Linked DNA regions of Mus musculus: region 2 is linked to region 1. Evidence: chromatin loops called from intact Hi-C (ENCODE). Cell type or tissue: left cerebral cortex. All regions are shown on one strand.

Region 1 (8,000 bases):
TATGCAATGCGTGTCCAGGGCTCAGTACGCGCAAAGACTCAGCCCCCAGTTTCAAGCCCAGCTCTTCCTCCTGCTAAAATGTATCACTAAGCAATGACAGCCCAGAGATTCAGTTTCAATTTTGGTTAAATGGAGAGAAGAATACCCAGCTTGCTATTGGAAATAGTCTGTCCCAAGGGCTTAACACAGTACCAGGCACATGGCTGGCAACCACTGGCCTATGGTGATTAGCACTAAACACAGCGACCAAGTGCTTTCTCTGTACAGAAGTAGTTTCCCTGTGTGGAGAGTGTCAATACATCAGGAATGTTTGAGAGCTCTAGGTTGGAGGTTGAAATAACTGATTTTGGCCAGCTTAGGACAGTAATCTATTATTGGAACTGATATTCCCTGCTGGCCCACGGGTCCAGAAGTCTCTCTATTTGAATTAGTTTGTGTTTGCCCAATGTGTACCTACAGTCATAACTGTGTGTGTGCATGTGCATGTACGAGAGAGAGAGACAGAGACACAGAGACAGAGACACAGAGAGGCAGAGACAAAGACACACAGGGAGAATTCTAGCTGTGCATATGAGAGAGAAGTAGAAAAATCTAGTTGCATATGTGTGCATGTCTGTGTGAGAGAGAATATTCTAGCTGTGTGTGAGAAACATTCTAGTTGTGTCTGTCTGTCTGTCTGTCTGTCTGTCTGTCTGTCTGTGTCTCTACAGGGAACTATACCCTACTCTGTGATGCATCAGTTACCACGCACGAGGACATTCCATTTGGCAGCACAGATTCTATATGACCAGGTACGCGTTGACTTCAGCTCCCGGCCCTGGTCTTCATTCAAGCAGTATTCCCCTTGACTGAACACTGTCATGCCTGGGCTAGAGGGAGAGTTTATCAATAAGGTCCTGAGTGTTGATGATTCTTCTCAACAATGGAGGGTGGCCAGGCTTGGGGTCAGGGGTTTGATAGCACGTGACCAGCATCCTGGCCAGGATGCTCCTTCCACAAACAATTTTCGTAAGCACCCAGAATGTGGCCTAACCCTACTAGGCTTGCTTTCCAGGAGTTTTGTGTCCTTTTTTTCCTCTTAAAAAAATGATTTGTCTTATTTTTTAAATCTCTAAGTATGTGTGTCTATATGAATATATGTTATGAGTATATGAGGGTGCCTGAGGAGACCAGAGGAGAGAGTCAGGCCCCTGGAGCCATGGTTATAGGCTTCTGTGAGCAGCCTGGTGTGGGTGCTGGATCTGAGCTCGGATCTTCTGTCAGAGCAGCCAGCACTCTTCACTGCTGAGCCATCTCTCTAGACCGTTTCGTGCCTTTTCAAAGGCCTTTTCTCATCCCAACAGAAATCTCTTTCTGTTTCTTTTGCCAAACTGTCTCGGTAACCCCTCTCTCTGATCTGTACAGCCAGATCAGCTTTCGGTAGCAAGTACCTAGTAGGGCTGTGTCTGTGACGAGCCTACTGCCAACCAGCAGGACTTATAACAGCAGGAAAATCAGAGGCAAGCTACCTCAAAGTAGGAAAAACCCAACAGATGCCCATGCTGAGGGCAGGGTGGATAGGGGGTAAGAGATCAGTTTGGTCTCTCTGAGGGTCTGGTCTTGAGACTCAGTCCCACCTTAGTAAAGATTAGTGAAGTGAATCTGGTTCTGCGATCACTGAAGAATGCAAAAACTATCTCGGGACACTTCCCATCCACCCATGTGGGGAACTATCTGATAAAAAGGCAGAACACAAGGATATAGAGATGGCTTCAAGGTTAAGAGCTCTTTCTGCTCTGGCAGAGTCCCCAGGACAGGTGCTCACAACCACCTGTAACTCCGGCCAGCACCAGGGGACCCAAGGGATTCTTCTGTACTGTGAGGCCACCGTACTCACGTGTGCACAGGCTCACACAGCGACACATACACATATACATAATTTAAAAGTGAAGGTTTATGTATTTGAGGAGAAGGCTCTGCTGCTTTTGCAGAGCGCATGGGGTTGGTTCTCTTCACCCATGTAGTGGCTCACAACTGACGGCAACTCCAGTTCCAGGAGATCTGGCGCTCTCTGCTGCAGGCACACGCATGGTACATGCACTCAAAGACCTTGTACACATAAAATGTAATACATAAAAATCTTTTGAAAACACCTTGGAAAACTACAGGCAGCTTCTGGGCCCTCTTGTAGCTGGTGTTCCCACAGGCACTAAGTGGAGAGCTAGGCTTGTCTCTCCATCTACCTAGAAGCCGCCCAAGCCCTGGGAGGTTATCCCACACTACTAGTAGGGATAGGCCAGAGCCAATACTTCAGACAAGGATTTCACGTTTCAGACCTTACGCGGTCCCACACATCTGCACTTTGTCTGAAGCTACAGAATCATGTCTGGCACAGCTGGTCCACCCCTCCATGGCTGAATTCTTCTTTAACCTTCTAACTGGCTGTCAGAGTGTCTAGAAGTCTCCTCAGGGGCACAGCACTGTGTGCAATCCCTAGGGACTTCTTGGCTTACCCTGTTCCTTCATTTCCAGACCAATCCTCCTGCACAGCCAGGTCCCCTCCCCATCTGTAACAGCCAGGGCCTCTAGGCTGTCTGGCCAGGGAGCTTGGTATCTGGGATGGCATGGGAAGACAGGAAGTCCCTTTCTGTTCCTGAGCTATCTAGTGCTAGCCATTGGGTCCTTTATAAACTCCCTCCTGAGTTATACACTACTTATTGTTGTTATTGCTATTGATCCACCCTCTAAACAGCAGAGGTCCCAGGGCTCAATTTAAACCATCAGTTACATCAATAATTCCTTTATTTGTAAGGTTGTTACATCTGACACTCTTTGGATGCCTTTCAAGACCTAAGAGGAAAGTCAGCACTCTTCTCTTAGGAGAACCGAGGCACACAGAGATGTGGAGGTTGGCCAAAGTCCCCAGAATGGAACTAGCTACAGGCTCCTGATACATCGCTAGCTTATTCAATTCCTGGTCTGCCATTTCCCCTCCACTGGGCTAAAGGATGCTCTGAGTTCTGCTGAGCCTCTGGGGCTGTTCACAGGCTTACTATATCCCACAAAAGCAGGGTTCCCTCTACAGGAAACTATAGGCCTTCTTTTTGCCCCCAGGTCCTGGCAGTCCTCAGTCCTGCCTTCTGCTCTCTGTGTCCCAGCCTCAAAGCACAGGCAATAAAGAGTTCCGCCTTTGTCTCCGCCCCACCCCCAGGTGCAGAGATCTGTTTTGCAAAAACTGAGAAGACTCTTTTCTGTAAATGGAGGGGTGGGGCTGGGGGTGGATGTAACATCACAGATGCTTGCTTTTGCCATTCTGAGAATATTGGCAGGAGAAGGAGAGTTAAGGTGGTACGTGGGTACCCGAGTTTCCTTATATGCACAGAACAACATGTCTTCCGGTGGGGGCACAGTAACCTCTTGTGGGAGCCAGTGGGAAACAGGTTCTCTTTTCCCCAGGCCCACAGGCCGGCAGCAGCGGTACCATCCGGGCCCTTCTGTTGTGGGGTAGAAGCGGATGGCGAATGTGGGCAGTGTTCGTGCCGTTGTTCAGCTCCAAGAGTGTTTATAGTAGCAAGCTCCAGGATGGCCTCCACAGGGAATGACAAGTGCCACGTATATGTCTCTTCCCTAGAATGTCACCTCTCTCTTCCTGGGTCTGGTGTGTTTGGGGCTCTGATACCCCTTTCTAGGGTCCTCTCTTCTGTGCCTCACCTTTCGACATCACAGTAAGGTTCGCCTGTTGTAGAAATGAGCACGCATCAAACCCATCTTTGTAATCCTCCAGCCTCATACAACGGGCCACATTTGCAAGGTGGGGTGGCCCACCCCCTATTTCATCTTGACGGTCAGTGGGGAGCAGGGACAGATGCAGCTGATGGATGGGAAGTTTAGAAAACGAAGTCTTGCAGGTCGATAGAATATACAAGCGATGTATCATGTGAGCGCCTCTTGTCTGTGCCACAGTAAATCAAAAGTTATGAATGGTAGGTTTCTGCAGTACAGGACCCAAGCTGCTCCTGGGGCCAAGGGCTGGCCTTGTGATCCCTCTTTCACAGTCCGAGCACTTATTTTCTACTTCAGTAGACCTAAAAATAAACCTCGATACTGATTTTATTTTTTTTTTAGTATCTCTGCTATCCACCCCAAGTCTTTCCCTCTTTAATTTCCATCCTGTGGGCACTTGGCATCCATGTGTCCCTTGTAAGGAGCAATGTATTGCAAGATAAGCTGCCTTGGTGGCTCAGCCCATGCAAGGCCCTTCCCGTGGGCTGTGTTACTGTGATATTAACAAGGTCAGATCTGCTGCTGTGTGAACACCTCAGCGCCTCTGAAATGATTATCTCTGAGCCCCCTTCTACCTGGGTCAAAACGGTGCTCAGAGCAGATGCTGGCACACAGGGCTGGATGGAGTCAGTCTCAGGGTTGAGCCTCAGCTCAGTAGCCTCTGTGTCACCCCACTCCCCCAGCCCGCATCCTCCAGCTCTCATTGGAATCCTTGTGTCCTGCTCCTCCGCAGCCCTTTCACTTGGGGGCTATGTTCTCTCCACGGTCCCTGTTCCTGGAGGCGGAGTAGGAGTCCTTCTGGCTCCTGCTGCTCATCTTCTTGCCAATAGCCATCCCTCCTCTTGAAAAACAACCCAAGTAGAATCTCTAGTCAGAAGCTCCTGGCTGCAACGATCTACCCACCGCAGGCCTCTCTCCTCTTCCCTTAAACATTCTGGCCTCTGGATCATGGGGACTCTTCCCAATTCTTTCCTGCATTATTAGCAAAACGTCTTCGAACCCCCTGGCACCTAAAGTTCCTTACCTGAGCTGGTCTGGTCTTCTGTCTTCCTCTGGCCACTACTGAAAGGGCTTGCCTCAGACCTTGTCATTGCCAGCAATTTCTATCATTCTACAACCCTATCTCAAGACTCCATACCCCATCACAAGACCTCACACCTTGGCCTTAACACATTCCCTCATCTCAAGACCCTATGTTCCATTTCAAAATTCCACATCCTATCTCAATACTCTATACCCTGCCTCAAGACTTCCCACTGTGTCTCAAGCTTCCACGCGTTATGTCAAGACCCCATACCCTGTCTTAATATGCAGCATTCTGTCTCACTAACATACATCCCCACACTTAAGATCCCCATCTTAAGATCCCCACACTGTCTCAAGAGCCCACACCTTGCCTCATCCCTTACCTCAAAAACATCCACTTTGTCTCAAGACCCCACACCTCATCTAAAAGTTCCACACCTCATCCCAAGACCACATTTCAGAACCTGACGTCCTCCTGTCTCAGACGCCATGCCTCATCTCAAGGCCTAATACCCTGTCTCAAGGTCCCACACTCTGTCTCAAAACTCCACACCCCTTTTCAAGATCCCATTCCATCTCAAGGCCCTACACCTTACCTCAAAACTAGACATCCTAGCCAGACCCCTTACCTTAAGATCCTTAATCTTAAGACCCCCAGACTTTATCAAGACCCCATATCTTATCTCATGCCCTGCCTTAAGACACTACATTCTACCTCTAGACCCCAGGCAATATCTCAAGACCCCAAATCCATCTCAAGAGCCCCACATCTAGGGGTTTTAGTTTGCACCTCATGTATCACCTCCTGGGTATACTGGAGTCACCCTTCCCTACCTCTGCTCTTCCTCTTGCCAGCCCTCCACCTAACTCAGGTGCTGTTCCTTGATCAGCCATTGCCATGTCCTCAGCAAATACACATCTGCCACTCCTGTGCCTCTGTCACCCCAACCAATCTGGCAGCAGCTAAATCCACCCTTGCCTCTCTGAGATGGCACACCTCAGCCAGCATCACACAGCTGTGGAAACATCCTCAAAGTATGTGAAAACATTCTCTGGTCAGCTTGCTTTGAGTTTATGATCCCTGAACTTGGGTGGGTGTTGCTAGCTGCTGTATCATCCATCATTTCTGTGGTCCAGTCACCCTCCCCTCTCTTAGATGAGGGATCACACCTTCCCCCTCTCTTCTGCAGCCTTCAAGTCCTCCCTTCTATGTCCTTGTATTTCCTGATAACCTTGCTTTCTAGTCACTGAACAAATGGGGACAAAGACAACTTCCACAAACTCCCACAGCTGCCCTCCTGCCTGTGTCTTTTTCTAACTCTTCCATCTTCCAGTTCTGTGGACAAACTGTATCTGCTTCCAGCCAAGGGCGGAAGCATTTTCAGACCCCACCAATTCCAGCACCCCACCCCCCAACTCAGGGACATTGATGGTACTCTCCCTGTCATGCCTCTATCATCTCTTATTTACTCATCCCTATCAGCATCTAAGCCTGCTGTTTTTGTTCCTGTCTTTAAAGGAGGGACTAGGACCTTCCAGGCCCATTTACCCCCTCTAGCTATTTATAGCAAGTCTCTTTGGAAGAGTTGTCTCCTGTTCTTTTCCTCTTATTCTTTTCCAGGTCATTTAGGGTCTATGGTTCTCGCTCTGTGGTCTGGGACACCACTGTTCTCTGTTGCATTCAGTCAGTAGTGACTTCAGGCCATCTTACTTGGCCTAGCTATAGCACATGGCACTACTGACGATATCATTCCTTCACAAAAGTTGAAGATCCCACTGGCTCCTGGACATCCTCTTTTCTTACTGGTATCTCCTGCCTTCCTAATTGCTTCCTCTTCATCTCACCAGCACCTTGACCTTGCAGGCCTCCAGGACCTGTGGAACTTATGAAGCTTTTTCTTCTGAATGGAAACATTCCATCTTAAGGAAGCTACCTAATACTCAGAAGTAACATAAGACTTACAAGGCTCAGGAAGAAAATAAAACTCAAAAGTCTCAGGAAACTCCTGAAACTTATAAGACTGGTACCGCCCCCCCCCTCCCAACCCCTGATTATATAAACAGTAGCAATTGCTAGGGAGAGGAGACTTTCTGATAAGCTGAGATGCTTATAGAGTAGGCAGGGGACTTTGGAGCAACTTTGTTGAGTTGTTGCTGGTGCTGGGGTTGGCTTTCCCATGATGCAACTGACTTTTGAGACACCCATTCTTCTGTAAGTAACCCAACAAACAAGCAATCAAGCAAACAAACAAACAAACACAGAAATAAACAAACAACAACAACAAAAACTTTAACAAAAAACATACTAGAATGGAATCATTCCTTTGGTCTGTGATGGGTGCCTGTGTTCATCTTCCTTGGCTTGGCTGAGTGCTTCTCCAGGCCATCTTTGGGAGACTGTCCCTGTAGGTCCAGCTTCCTTGTGGGAAAAATCACCATGGAGCCAGTACCTGGCCAATAGACTGCAGGCCGGGGGCCCTGGAATAGCTTTGCTCTTCTATGGTGACCACTGCTACTTCCACTCTCCTTCCCCTTCTGTCGGGCCAGAGGATAAGCAGCTGTCTAGGACCATGGACAGTAAGCCGCATGTTAAATGACAAGAGTGGAGAGATGCCAAGAAGTGGAGACATCAACAACATCATGAAGTCTGTAGCTCTAGCCTCTGGATTCTGGCGATGTGGAGTCAATAGAGATTCCCTTTCTTCCCCAAACCTTCCTCACTCACCCTTCCTCAGTGTTTTGTGATTATTAACCCAATGGAGACAACTCAGTGGTGATGGCCCCCAGAGACAACATAGTGTGCTGACTTGGGCAGATTGCTTCCAGCCTCTATCTGGACCACCTGCTTCTGCCCTTCTTCACCTGCTGATAGGAAATTTCTTTCACATCCTCCATGAAAGATGCTGCTCATGCTGGCCTGATCCCTTCCATCCTGAATGTAACTGGAGCATGGATGCCTACTGTCCTTATTGAGTCTGGTGTGACAGCTCGACTGTGGGCTGGTGCATTTACTCGTCTGCTCTCTACGCATTCCATATCCACACACCTGGAGCCCAGCAGTACCTTAGGTGTCCCAGGTAATCGACAATCTTCTGGCTATCATATTTTGGTTGAAATATGTACCCGCCCAACAGTCTGAGCCATGAATTTTCTCTGGTAAAAATCCCCCTGCCCATGTCACTTACTCTTTGTTCTGCTCCTGCTAATAGAAC
Region 2 (8,000 bases), 150 kb before region 1:
ACATTGGGGAGGTGTTCACCCACATAGCTGGGTGTTCCACTGGCATTATCCTGAGTAGACCAGGCATGATGCATGGACCTTGTATAAACTTCAGGGTCTAGGACACTCTAATTGTGGTAGTACTACAGTTTTGGAAGATGCTTCTACACCAGGGGCTAGTTGCCTAAGGCATGGCCACTTTACAGGTATTTCACATCCGAGAAGGGTAGCCCAGGTGGAACAACTCTCAACATATAGAACCACACGTGTCTGCCTGCCAGCTCTTTGGGGTTGTCTGAGGGGGGCTGTCTTTGTGTTTGCTCTTAGTGGATACATGGGAATCTGACTTCCATTACTCAATTTCCCTGAGTCTCAGTTGTCTAATCTGGGAAGGGGGATGGCAGTTCTCTCCCCCTCAGGCTGATATAGCAAAATACCCGAGGCAAAGAAGCTTGCCAACAGCAGAGGTTTACTTCTTACAATCCTTGAGGCTGCCAAGCACAAGTTCAAGGTACCAGTAAGTTTAACATATGACGAAGGCTCATTCCAGAGGTTCCAGATAGCCATTACCTTGCTATAGGATCGCATGGTGAAAGGGTAGGCAGCTCTATAGTTTTTTTGTTTTTAATTAGTATTATTATTAGTGCTGCTGCTACTGGTGGTGATGGCAGTGGTGGTGGTTATGGTGATGTATGTACATGCGCACGGGTGTGCATGCATGTGTGCATGTGAGTGCGTGAACATGTGCGGGTTTGTGTGTGTGTGTGTGTGTGTGTGTGTGTACATGTCAAGATACAAGTGTGGCTGGACGTTAGAGAACAACTCTATGGACTTAGTTCTCTCTTTCTACCTTTATGTGGGTCTGGGGAGTCGAACTTGGATCACAAGGTTGTGCAGCAAACACCCTTGCCCACTGAGCCACCTTGGCAGCTCTACTGTGGTTTTTATAAGGACACTGATGCAATCCTGTCTATGAAAGCACACACTCATGACTGAGCCATCTTCCAAAGGCCTCAGGTTCTAATCCCATCCCACTGGAAATCTGATTCTGAGGAACCTGGGGGCCCCCCTCAGGTCTTAGCAGGTGAGAGTAAATACTCAGTACCCCTCTTTCCTGCTAGTGTTCTTGTCCTGCCACCCCTTGACATCTATCCCCCTGGGACTGTCCATGTCCTGCCTTTTGCTTTGAAGTACTTCCCTGGCATGGGGTGTAGACTTCTTCCTGTTGAATGTTGCCTTCTTTTTGGATAGGGCCTCGCTCTCTTTTTTTATACACCCTCCTCTTCACTCTCAGATATCCCAACCTGACTCTCTGGGTCTTCTCCTGATAGCAGCTTTTTGGAAAGCTTTGCATGTTAAAACAAAGCCATCCAAAGTCAGAGTGAGCCATGCCTATGGCCACACTAACAGACCCACTGTCATGAGAGAGTTGAGTTCAGCTGTTAGATCCAGAAGCATGGCCAGGTTTCCCAGGCTGAGAAGCTATGGTGTCTGTCTCCTCGGCCAGCTTAGCCCAGCCCTCTACAGAACTGGATAAGGCTCCTTGCGTGCAGCAGACTGTGAGGCCCATCACTGTCAGACAGCAGTTTGCAACCCACCTTCTGAGGTGTTGAGGAAACTCTAGCTGCATCACCTACCCACCTGCCGTGACGTGCATGCCGCTGCCATATGCCAGCATTGCACGTGTGGGTGTGGGTGCCAATGTGGCTCCTCCTCAGTGTTCTAGGTGGATGATTGTGGTGCCTGCAGGGCGGCTAGACAGTCAGTGTGAGCTGAGTGCTCCTCCCCGACAAGGAAGGCAGCAGGGTCTTCACGTGCTTGGCCGGGACTCTACCAGCTGCTGAACATCTGCAGGGCCGATCAGACATGGGGCACCCTCGTCTGAGACAATATAGTTAGGAAGACACTAGGTTGGCATGGGTGCAGAGGGTTCAGGGAGGCTGGGCAAGAGGAATAACCCTTTAAGGAGACTTCCCAGGTGTCCATCTGGTCAGACCTACAGCTACCCTGCTGGAAGCACCGACAGTTCTTGGACAGACAGCAAAGCAGGATGCTTAAGGGATCATTCCAGCAGGCTGAGCCCTGTGCTGAGGCAGGGTGATGCAGATTTATGCTCATACATGAATTCTACACATTCCACTAGTGACTGCCTCTTTCAGGCAGTGTGGTGGGTGGCTGCAGAGTCTGACAGACTGTCTGTGAGATGGAGGGCCCATCTGGGTAACCAGGGCATCACTAGAATGAGCTGGAATACAGAGCAGAGCCAAGGATACAGGCCTGGACTCATAAGTCTGGCTGGGTCACCTGGTGCCCAGTATCTGATCACTTTCTGTTCCAACATTTCTGAAATGAAGCTGGGCCCTTGGTGTATTTTCTGCTTAGCCGACTCCACAGGCCTGTGCCCCTTGTCTATCTTCTTGTCCTCCCTCACTCCACCAAGCCGTTTTGCCTCCTGGCTGGCAAACCATCCTCTGATCATAGCCTCCTGCTTTGAGAGTGGCCACCTAGGGCCGTTACTCTTGAAGGCCATGCTCAATCCCGACAATGCTGGCAGGGTTCTGACCTGGGACTGTCCCCCGCCCCAACCACAAGCATCCGTCACTCTAACCTCAGCCTCCTGCTGACTTAGAGAATCTGTCATGTCTGTACTCCAGTCTGGCCTTGTCATTTTTCAGAGAAAGCCACGGAGGCCAGAGTAGGAGAGTGATTTGCCCGCGGCTCCAAAGCTGTCACAGAGTGGCAGAAATGGCTTTACCCTGAGACTCCTGGGTCTCAACATGGCAAGCTGGCCCTTGGCATACTTTGTGCCTCCTTACCCAGTCCTTCAGGATGTACTCAATAGAACATTGTTCCCTTCTAGAATAGAAGAATGGGGACGGTGGAGGGGCTGAGAGGCAGTTCCTTTTTCAAATGGGCAAGACAAGTCCCATTCTATCCACTTGCCCCAGCTGTGGTAGTGCCAACCTCTGCCATCACCTTATGCCAAATGCCCAGAGATGACCACCACAGCAGTCTCCAGGGAGGCAGCAGGGTGCAGGTGCTGTTGGAGCATAGGTTCTGTGCCTGGACACGCTGTGGGTGTGGGGACAGCCAAGTTCAGAGGCCAGTGCCCTCTGAAGAGACTGCACCTCTTCCCTTGCCTGACTCAAGGGCCAAGAGCTTCCAGTGCCACAGCTGCTGCCCTGCCGGGACTGCCACCGCTGATTGCAGTGTGCCCCATTCATTCCATTTTTAACAGCCCTGCTCAGCCTAGGATGCCTGAGTTGATCCAGAGGCGGACCCAGCTTTTGATTGCAGTGCTAAAAATACTAGAAAGGCATCTGATGAGAGCCTAGGGCTCGGCCTCCCCTTCACCCAGACCCTCTGCTCTTTGCTGCCTTCCTGCAGAGTGGGTTGGGGGACCCTGGAGGCTAGGGAGAAGGTAAACCCATTATGTCAATGCTCTTTGCAAGCAGCAAGGGCAAAAGCAGAAGGGCTGTCCACGTATTTGGGGATTTGATGGCACAAGGGTCTTTCTAAAGGCCCTATTTTCTGAAGGCTTCTATTTCTTAAAAAAAAAAAAAAACCAAACTATATATGTATCTATCTATGTATCTTTCTATGTATCTATCTATGTATCTATGTATGTATGTATCTATGCAACTATGTACCTATGTATCTATGTGTCTTGGTCAGGGTTTCTATTCCTGCACAAACATCATGACCAAGAAGCAGTTGGGAGGAAAGGGTTTATTCAGCTTACATTTCCACATTGCTGTTCATCACTAAGGAAGTCAGGCCTGGAACTCAAGCAGGTCAGGAAGAAGGAACTGCTACAGAGGCCATGGAGAGATGTTCTTTACTGGCTTGCTTCCACTGGCTTGCTCAGCCTGCTCTCTTATAGAACCCAAGACTACCGGCCTAGTGATGGTCCCACCCACAAGGGGCCCTTCCCCCCTTGATCACTAATTGAGAAAATGCCTTACAGCTGGATTTTGTAGAGGCATTTCTCCCAACTGAAGCTCCTTTCTCTGTGATAACTCCAGCCACAAAACTAGCCAGTACACTATGTATCTATCTATCTATCTATCTATCTATCTATCTATCTATCTATCTATCTATCTATCTATCTATCTATCTATGTACCTACCTACGTATGTATGTATGTATGTATGTATGTATGTATGTATGTATCTATCTATCTATCTATCTATCTATCTATCTATCTATCTATCTATCTATCTATCGATGTATCTATCTACCAGTCAACCTATCTATCGATGTATGTATCTATGTATCTATCTGACTGTCTGACTGTCTGTTTGATCTATCTAATGTGAGTGTGTACATGGGAGAGGCTGACATTATGGGTTTCCCCTGTTGTTATCTACCTTGCTTTTTGAGATGATTTCTCTCACTGATCCTAGAGCTCACTGATTTGGCTAGAATGGCTGGCCAGCAGGCTTCAGCATTCCCTGTTTCTTCCTTCCCAGCGTAGGGATCACAGGTATGCTTGGCTTTTTATGTGGTGCTGTGGATCCAAACTCACATTTATGCACCAGACACTTTACACCTGAGCCATCACCCCAGCCCCAAGCCCTGTGTTTTGTTTTGTTTTGGTTTGGTTTGTTTTTCTCTTGAGACAGGGTCTCATGTAGTTCAAGGTGGCTTAGAACTTGACTGCGGATAACCTTGAACCTCTGATTCTCCCTGCCTCCACTTACCAAGTGCTGGGATTACAGAAATGCCACCATGGCTAGCTCGTTCCTGATGCTTGAATGCCCAGCTGTTAAGTCACTCCCGGAGCTGTCAGGTTGTCAGCCTTTTTGACATGGGGGAAACTGAGAGCAAGTTTGGAAAAAAGGAAATTTTCCATTAACGACAGCCCAAGTCTCCTGGGTTCTTGGTGTTTCATCCCTCTATCTCTTTGTTTAGTGTATTCAACCTGCAGCCTGACTGTGGACACATCTGGTCAAGGGCAACTATAAATATGACCCAACACAAAGTTGTAAAAATACTTGAAATATTATGTGACTTTTTTCCCCACAATGTTTTTTAGTAGCTCAATTGTACTTGACTGAACTTTGTGGATGACAACATCCTATCACACTGTTAAAAGGTGTATCTTGCCTTTTCTCCTGCCTGCTGTATCTGCCCCCTGTTGACTATGAGAGCCCTTTCCTTCCTGTCCTTTAGAGAGTCAGAAACAGCCAGTTGGAGTACCTTAGAGCACTACTTGTCCTGAGGTCCTTTTTTGGTCTTCCCAGGAGATCCTGACCCTTAACCTAAGAAAGGCTTGTGATGCTCTATGTACCTGGACATCCCTGTGAGCTCCCAAGGACCAACCTGAGTTGGTTTCCAATGGGGGCTGGGGCTGGAGAAAGAGCTCATTTGACATTGAGTAGAGGAATGAATAATACAGGGTCTGTCTGCTCTGGACTCTCATCTGCACACCACACAGTTGCTATGTAGGCTCACAAGGATACAGTTACCTCTGTCCTTCCTCCTCCCTTGGGGTTCACACACAAGCCACTGGACATGCCAGCCTAGGGCAGAAGGACTCCCTTTCTGTCCCCCCCCCCATCCCCTGCTTGCATGGAAGCAGCTGCCTTCCTGGGGTCACAGCTTTTCGTGTTGGTAACCTCAGCCCCGGGAGAGTAAGAAGGAGAGATGCAGGTTAGCAGTTGGCCCAAGAGCTAATTTTGCCACATCATTTCCCCAGGTGTCCTGTGCACAATAGGATGGGGCACCAATGTGATACTCCTACCCCAAGATTGTCCCAGAGGCAAACAGGCCATGCTGTATCCCTCTTTGTATTTCTCCCTTAGGCAGGGAACATGTGGCTGCCCAGGACATAGCCTGTCAATTCTGCCCCAGGATAAGGAGGAGGTTTCCTCTGAAGACTCAAGAAGGCCTTAAAGGTGGGGGGGGGGGGGAGCACAGGACATGCCCCTTCCCGTGTCTGTTTCGCTGAGGTCATGCAGGTCCCCTCCCCTGCTCTCTGGCTCTGTTTTCCTACCTTGCTTTACAGATCCTCTTCTTTTGCTAGCTCATCAACACATGCTCCTAAAATAACATCTCCAGCCTGCCCCAGTCACCCTGAGTGCCCAACCCCAGCCCCAGCCTCAGCCTCAGCCTTAGCCTTAGCCTCAGCCTCACCCTCATTACCACAAGGATTCCCTGGGTCTGAGTTCCAGAATAGAAAACTTCTTCTTTTTAAAAAGACTTATTTATTTTACTTTATGTATATGAGTACACTGTAGCTGTAGATGGTTGTGAGCCTTCATGTGGTTGCTGGGAATTGAATCTAAGATCTCTGCTCACTCAGGTCAATCCCACTTGCTTTGGTAAATAAGTACACTGTAGCTGTCTTCAGATGCACCAGAAGAGGGAGTCAGATCTCATTACGGATGGTTGTGAGCCACCATGTGGTTGCTGGGATTTGAACTCAGGACCTTCAGAAGAGCAGTCAGTGCTCTTAACCACTGAACCATCTCTCCAGCTCCCCAAAATGGCAAACTTCTAAGAGAAGGTATCTGATTAACTCTCTCCTGCTGGGACAGGGGAACACTTTGGACCCAATTGTCCTAGGCCAAGGATAATCTTGAATTTCTGCTGCCCCTGCTTCCAATCTCCCTCCCTAGTGCTGAGATTACAGGCATGGGCTACCCTGCCCTATCTTTTAAGAAAATTATTTATTTGATTATGTAGTGTGTTAGAGTTTTGCCTGCATGTATGCCTGTATACCACATGTGTGCCTGCTATCACCTGAGGTCAGAAGAGGGCATTTGATTCCCTGGGTCTGGAGTCACAGATAGTTGTGAGCTGTCACATGGGTACTGGGACTTGAACCCAGATCTTCTATAAGAGTAGCTAGTACTCTTAACCAGTGAGCCCCATCCCTCTAGCCCTGCTTTATGTGATGTTGGGATTGAACCTAGAGCTTCCTGTATGCTAGGACAAGCAGTTTATCAACAGTAGCTCTTAATTACTTCTTAAGCCACCCTAACCCATTAATCCTGTTACAAAAATCATCCCGTGTCAGCATGAGTTCTTAGAAAACGAACATTCAGAGCACAGCATCACCCCCTTTCCAGCCCCTGACTACTGACCAGCTCCTGGAACCCATGCTGGGTAGACATGGAGGCCCTGCGTCTCCAGCCCCTCACTAGTAGGGGGAGTAACCTTAAACTGGGGTATAAGTGCCCAGCTCTTCCCTTCTCCATACTCAGGTTGCCCTTCCACCCTGTCTTTCTCTTCCTTCCATCTTATTTACTATTTTTCTGGAGGCCCCAAGTTGCCAGATTAGGGTACCTGAATTGTTCTGTGATGGGGGCAGGAGTCAGGGACCCTGCCTTGTGTGATAAGACCTCCTCTAGGGTGGGAGGGCTCCCAGCAAGTTGGCCCTTGTCTGTAGATACTCTCTTGGCTCTGTGCCCTGCTCACTCTACCCCTTTGATGGTGCTTAATCTTTTTAGTGGAGGCTAGTTCTCCTTTGAGTTCAGGCTGGATGTCAAGACTCATTTTTTTTAAAAAAAATTTCAACTATGCATATGTGTGTGGACTGATTGTGAGTTTGTACAAGGTCATGAAGGTGCACCACGGAGGCCAGAGGTGGTGGGTAAACTAGGAATTGGAGTTACAGGTAGTTTGAGAGCTTCCTGATATGGGAGCTGGGAATAGAACTCTGGTCCTCTGCCAGAGCAGTGAGTGCTCTTTTATTTATTGATTTATTTTTCCATTTTTTATTAGGTATTTAGCTCATTTTCATTTCCAATGCTATACCAAAAGTCCCCCATACCCACCCACCCCCACTTCCCTACCCACCCACTCCCCCTTTTTGGCCCTGGCGTTCCCCTGTACTGGGGCATATAAAGTTTGCGTGTCTAATGGGCCTCTCTTTCCAGTGATGGCCGACTAGGCCATCTTTTGATACATATGCAGCTAGAGTCAAGAGCTCCGGGGTACTGGTTAGTTCATAATGTTGTTCCACCTATAGGGTTGCAGATCTCTTTAGCTCCTTGGGTACTTTCTCTAGCTCC

Evidence for each region. Hi-C counts contacts between places; a loop is a spot of excess contacts. Peaks named below come from ENCODE experiments on the same cell type or tissue, not always from the same donor. Only the 100,000 strongest peaks of a DNase experiment are listed, where the experiment ranks them.
Region 2: it touches region 1 in a loop (8-fold over the local background); 2 of 42 quality-filtered maps call a loop at or near these places.

The regions. Positions count from the first base shown.
Region 1 is chr9:43,532,690-43,540,689 of GRCm38, reverse strand. No RefSeq gene overlaps it. Among named protein-coding and RNA genes, the nearest start is that of Gm36855, 16 kb to the right of the region's middle. In left cerebral cortex, no CTCF peak of the experiment used is centred here; DNase peaks (open chromatin) are centred at 3,361, 3,921 and 4,542; H3K27ac peaks cover 2,012 bases.
Region 2 is chr9:43,686,356-43,694,355 of GRCm38, reverse strand. No RefSeq gene overlaps it. Among named protein-coding and RNA genes, the nearest start is that of Gm29961, 45 kb to the right of the region's middle. In left cerebral cortex, no CTCF peak of the experiment used is centred here; DNase peaks (open chromatin) are centred at 1,635, 2,143 and 3,177; H3K27ac peaks cover 286 bases.